2 separate regions of the Mus musculus genome follow, and region 1 is linked to region 2. A link is a loop called in an ENCODE intact Hi-C map of the cell type or tissue named here. Cell type or tissue: heart. All regions are shown on one strand. Links, peaks and the distances in the headings refer to the core of each region. The heading gives the core; the rest is flanking DNA.

Region 1 (2,876 bases), core at 1-2,500, 140 kb before region 2:
CCTGACCTGGGTACTGAGAAGCTAACCCTGAAAGAGCAGTATAAACCGGCCTTGGTGACAAAGGCCTTTGCTTTAATCCCAGTACTCAGGGGGCAGAAGGAAGTTGGATTTCAGTGAGAGGCCAGCCTGATCTACAAAATTCCCACATCACTCAGCTGTCTGGCTGGTTGCTTCAGACACAATCTTGGGGCTTAGCCAAGGCTGGACTTGCACTCAGTGAAATCCTTCTGTCTTGGCCTCCTGAGTCCTGGGCTACCACACACAGATCTGGGTACATTTTTTTTCAATACATAAATAAGGCAATGTCAAACAGCCCCAATTCACTACGGCTAAAATCAACTTTTGAACTTTTTCTCTCACTGTTTGGCGGCAAACCAAAAAAGCCTGGTGCAGTCATCTTGCCTCGGTTTTCTGAGTCCTGGGGATTGTACACCTGAGAGCGGCTTCACTTGTTTTTCATAGCCATCCAGTCATGACACTGATAGAACTGACTGACTTCCACTGATGCTTGTCACAGTTAATAAGCTTACGTGGTCAGGCTTGGTACAAACCTGAAATCAGTGGCGAAGGCAGAAAGATCGAGAGTTCAACCCGTTATCCCATACTCACTTGTTTTCGGCCAAGACGCCAATCGGTAAAGGTGATCCCCCAACTACAACTGTTAACTCCCTCAGCTGACTTATCCTACTCCGGTTCTCCTAAGCTGCGTGCTCTTTCTTCACCTGGACGCACCCACACTCTGCCCATGCTTTCGCAAACCTCTAAGCTCGGTGCCTAGCGCAGCAATTATGACACAGGCTGGTTCTTGTCTGTTCATACATTTTTTTTGTCTGTAACCCTCCAAGTTGTCATCACCAAGGCAGGTTCGCATGCCGAACCTGACCGGGAACTGGGTTAACACTGCATCCGAAATCACTGGTAGGGGCCGGGCATTTTCTCGGGGTAGATGCAGTGGGTAGGGACAAGATGCTCGGGGTCGGAGAGAAAGCGCCCCGCCTGTTACAGCAGCAGCGGCCTAGCGCGCGGCTCGTACCTCGGTAGCTGTGGATGCGGCGGCCGGTGCCCGGTGGTAAGATCGGGTAGGGCTGAGGCTCGCCGTCGAAGTTGAGCCACAAAGGCAGCACGACGCGCGGGCTGCGGTTGCAGAAGATGACCTGAGAGGGCTCGCGCGAGTTCACCGAGCGCAGCACCGGCCGCGGCCGCCCAGCCTCCATCTCCTCAGGACCGGGCTCCCCCGCCGCCTCCTCTGGACTGGCTGCCTTCCGGGGCATTATTGGAACGGGTCCCTCGGATTCGCAAGCTGGACGTGGGCGGCGCGTGCGTGCGTGCGGATCTACGCGCTCCGGGACAGGTCTGCCGGTCCCAGACGCGCTCCGGGCAACTTGAAGGCGGAAATGGCCGCCGGGAGCCCTCAAACTGGGGGGCGGGGCGGCACGGAGCCAGGGGCCGCGGCGGTGGGCGGGGCCGCAGCAGTGGGCGGGGCGGCGGGGCGGCGGGGCGGGGCCGCGGCGGAGCCCCGGGTTATAAATTCCACCTCCTACAGTTGGGTTTCTGTTTGTTTCCTTTCCTTTTCTTTTTCCTTCTTTTTTTTTTTTCCCCCAAGATAGAGTTTCTTCGTGTAATCCTGGCTGTCCTGGAACTCACACCCTAGATCAGTCTGGCCTCGAACTCTCGGAGATCTGCCTGCCTCTGCTTCCAGAGTACTGGGATTAAAGCCGTTATCTCCATGCCAGAAAGACTTGCTTTGAGGTAGGGTCTCACTATGTAGGCCTAGAACTCATTATGTATATCCGGCTTGTCCTGAACTCAAAGATCTCCCTGCCTCAGACTCCAGAGAACAGGGACCAAGGGCAGTTGGATTTTTTTTTTTTTTTTTTTTTGGGTAGCATTGTTTCCCCCTGGCTGGTCTGGAATTCCGTGTACAGACCAAACCAGCTTCAAACTTAAGAGTGATCTCCTGCCTCTGACTCCAGAGTGCTGGAATTACAGGCATGAGCCTCATATATATATATATATTTTTTTTTTTTTGAGTGTACTTAAATTTAATTTCTTCTCTTAAGATCTCCACGGGCTTGCCATATTTCCCCTTCTGCCTTTGCTTTTTGGTTTTTCAAGACAGGGTTTCTCTGGGTAGCTCCAGCTCTCTTGGAACTCACTCTGTAGACCAGTCTGACCTCCAATCTCCTGCCTCTGCCTCCCAAGTGTTGATATAAAAGCTGAGTACCACCGCTGCCGGGCCCACCTATGCTATTATTTAAAGTTTTTCTCATTGATGAGTTTGAGTCTGTCTCTATTTTTAACTACACATTTCAAAATGTCTTCCAGAGTACAAAAGTAAAACTTTCCCTCCTTTTCCATCTGCATTCCCAGAAAACAGTATTACCAGTTTTTGTTTCCTTTCAAACTTTTTTATGTTTGTGAATAGAATTTTAAAATATTTTGTCTTTTTCTTTTTAGACGCAGACTTATTGCATAGTTCCCATTGCCTTGCAGCTGAATATATATAGCCCAGGCTGGCCTCAAATTAGTGGCACTCCTGTGTCTGCCTCCCAAGTACTGGCATTCTAGATATGTGCTACCATGACTGGTTCAAAGAATTAGCATACAACTACTATCAGATAACATTCAGTGCCATTTTTCCATAGACATTTCTGGCAGAAGTTTCATCAGATGAGCTTTTTTTAAATGTACGGGCCGGGCAGTGGTGGCGCACGCCTTTAATCCCAGCACTTGGGAGGCAGAGGCAGGAGGATTTCTGAGTTCGAGGCCAGCCTGGTCTACAAAGTGAGTTCCAGGACAGACAGAGAAACCTTGTCTCAAAAACCCAAAAAACCAAAGTAAATAAATAAACAAAAAATTAAAAATGTACGGGTGTG
Region 2 (2,862 bases), core at 363-2,862:
GCCCCCCTACTGTTCAAACGGACCATCCTGAACACATCCCACCCACCTGTGGTCTACCCACATTCTTGTTCTTCACCTGACAGGTTGTGTGTACTGTTTGTGTCTACTCTACTAAAAAAGCAAGTTTCTCGAAGATGGGGCTTGGTTTCCTTATCTGCTGTACTGTAAATGTTCAGGATCTGGGGAGCGAAATGCTTCCGCAGAGAATCTATCCAACATCATCAACAGAAACCCAGAGTTGGGGTAGATACCCTGCCCCCACCTTCTTACCTGTCTTTGTATTTGGACAACTTCTCTTCCTCCCAGGCCGTGTTTCCACCCCCGAAGTTGTCCCGGATGGTTCTCTCCAGGCCCTGCATATGGAAGAAATTAGGAATATCTAAGTACAGAGCTAGACACATTCATTTGGATTTTTTATTAGTTTGTTTTTTGTTTTGTTGTTGTTTCTGAAACAAGGTTTCTCTGCATAGTCCTGGCTGTCCTGGAACTTGGTCTGTAGACCAGGATGCCCTGGAACTCAGAGATCCACCTGCCTCTGCCTCCCCAGTGCTGGGACTAAAGGAATGTGCCGGCACTCCCGGCCTAACATTCTAACATTTCATTATTTTATGTTATTGACCAGAAAACTGAGGCACTGTGACACACCTTACCCAAATGCCATACAGTTAAAGCCAGCAACCCACACTGGGACTAGACACCATGCAGATTTGCAGAGAGAGCTCCCTGCTCTCCAATAATGGGCCCCTCCCTCGTGGCTATTAGTGCACCCACCTTGTTGAAGTTGTCCACCAGTGCCCGGCAGGTATGACACGGATGGGGCTCAGCTCGGGGAGAAGGATGGGGAGGAGGAGAGGGTTGGAGCCAGACAGGTCCTGGGAGGCTCAGAAACAGGCTCAAGCACCAGAGCAGAGATGGGACCAGGCCCCTTGGGGGCAGTGGAGCCATCTTTTCCCAGGCTGGGGACGTGCAGATAGAGGGCAGGGGGAGGGTTCACTGGAGAAGCCAGGCTGTAAGGGAGGAAAGCGAGGCGCCTTGGGGCTCAGAGCCCCAGACCTACGTAATTACAAAACGAGGATAAACTGGGGTAGTGGAAGCAGAGGCGCTGGAAGGGGTGAAAGAGCCTAATCTACGATTCCAGCAGAGAAATTATTTCTCCGTTACCGTAGGGGGAGGTGGCCGGGATCGCGGGCAAAAGAATAAGCGTCAGCCCATTGTTTTAGGGTCTCAGTGAGTTATTAGGGGCCAAAATTAGAGAGAGGGTTGGATCCCAAAATATTCCGAGAGAAAGGCGGATGGGCGGTCCTGGAGGAGGAGCCCGGATCCGGATATGAAGAGAAGGGGTCAAGTTCAGAGCCTCTTTGGGAGATGGAGGCACAGCCTGAAACAGGACTGGGAGGATCCAAACCCTGCTAGACCTTAGAGGAGGAGGGAAAAAAAAAAAAAAAAAGTCCCCGCCTCCGCCCCGGGCGCTGTGGGCCGAGTCGCCTCAAAGCCACCGCCTCCGTAAAAAGTACACCCTTCTTCAACGCCGCAGTCCGGAGGGCGGGGCCTTCTCCCAGCCAATTATGGAAAGCCATGTGCCATGGCGTCACCCTACACTAGCCAACCAGAAGCGGCTCCGGGCTGCACCTGTCCGGGCTTTAAAGGGCAGCGGGGTTAAAGGCTCTGTTAGCGGGTCCTCGGAACAGATACACGAGTGCTACTTGGTTAGGAATACTGTATCGGCTTTTATTCTAGTGTAGTGCAGGGTCCCAGGTCCCATTCCTCGCAGCAGCCTGGGGCTTCCGAGCTAGAAGTACAGCTGTCCAGGGCGGACCGCAGCGCCTGGGTCACTCGTTCCACCCGGTCCGCGGGTCGCCCCGCGGAAGTGGAGCAGCCTCCCTGCAGTGCATCCAGGAAAGCCGGCAGCTGCGAGGGCAGGGAGAAGAGCGGGGCGACGCGGAACGGGGAGGGCACAGAGTCTGGGTGCAGCAGCCCGTCGAAGTAGACCCCGACGTAGCGGCCGGTCGCCCGGCCTTGCAGGAAATCGGGTAGCACGCAGCTGAGCCAGGCGGCGAGGGCGTCATGCGGCCCGGGCTCCACTGTCTGGAGCTGCAGCCACTGCTGACACTGCGCCACGGCCGCGGGCGAGAAGAGAAGGATTACCACGCCACCCTCCTGCAGGATACGGCGTCGCTGGTGGTGGAACCAGGCTAGGGCTCCGTGCGCGCTCAGCTCGCGGCGGCTCCACAGGTCCACGGCCACGCGCAGTGGCATCTGGCTCAACGCGGACGCCAGTGCTCCCACCAGACGCTCGTAGCCCGCTCCGTCGGCGGAGTGGAGGAGCAAGGCCGTGCGGGAGCCACGGGCCGCTACAGGGATAGTGGAGCCTGTGAGGGTGAGCCCGGACCTGCCTTCCCTCCACCCAATTGAGCCCCAGCGCCACTGTTTGAGACTGTCCTTGGGAAACCAGGACAGGAAAGCACTCACCTTTCCTGCGGTCCTTTTTTAGAAGGAGGAAGAAGAAAAGCGCCGCAGCCAAGAGTAGGCAGGCCAGCCATACTAGGACCCAGCGCCTGTGGATGTCTGGAATAGACAGGGGAAAATAATGGGCTAGTAAGAAACCTTTATCTTTTACTCCACCTTATCGGAGGAGAAAAAAAATGAGTCTATATACATGAAGTGATCTGCCCCAAAGTCGCATTTGTCAGAGCCCACGCACTGAAAAAGCTCCATGTGTCTCTGTGACCTGCCTCCGTTTCCATGCCTGTAAATATGGACAACAGCATCAAGTGCATTCAGATTGCAGCTGATATTGCCCCTGAAGCCTAGGGTTACAGGCCCTTAATTTTGCTGTCTTGCATGATTGCAATAGCCCCTATC

The links. Hi-C counts contacts between places; a loop is a spot of excess contacts. Peaks named below come from ENCODE experiments on the same cell type or tissue, not always from the same donor. Only the 100,000 strongest peaks of a DNase experiment are listed, where the experiment ranks them.
Region 1: a loop joins it to region 2, with 2.4 times the contacts of the local background. A loop is called at or near these places in 1 of 42 quality-filtered maps.

Annotation. Positions count from the first base shown.
Region 1 is chr6:113,622,536-113,625,411 of GRCm38, reverse strand. It overlaps Vhl (von Hippel-Lindau tumor suppressor), which reads right to left and starts at 1,418. Exons shown (of 3, transcript NM_009507.4): 1 at 1,034-1,418. The coding sequence starts at 1,271. In heart, for the core only: a CTCF peak has its summit at 1,137; DNase peaks (open chromatin) are centred at 201 and 1,301; H3K4me3 peaks cover 1,855 bases; H3K27ac peaks cover 1,362 bases.
Region 2 is chr6:113,481,986-113,484,847 of GRCm38, reverse strand. Il17rc (interleukin 17 receptor C) reads right to left here. Exons shown (of 18, transcript NM_178942.1): 17 at 2,470-2,565; 18 at 1,685-2,351. The coding sequence ends at 1,729. It overlaps Creld1 (cysteine-rich with EGF-like domains 1), which reads right to left and starts at 1,492. Exons shown (of 10, transcript NM_133930.2): 1 at 772-1,492; 2 at 271-353. The coding sequence starts at 945. In heart, for the core only: no CTCF peak of the experiment used is centred there; DNase peaks (open chromatin) are centred at 887 and 1,557; H3K4me3 peaks cover 2,500 bases; H3K27ac peaks cover 2,135 bases.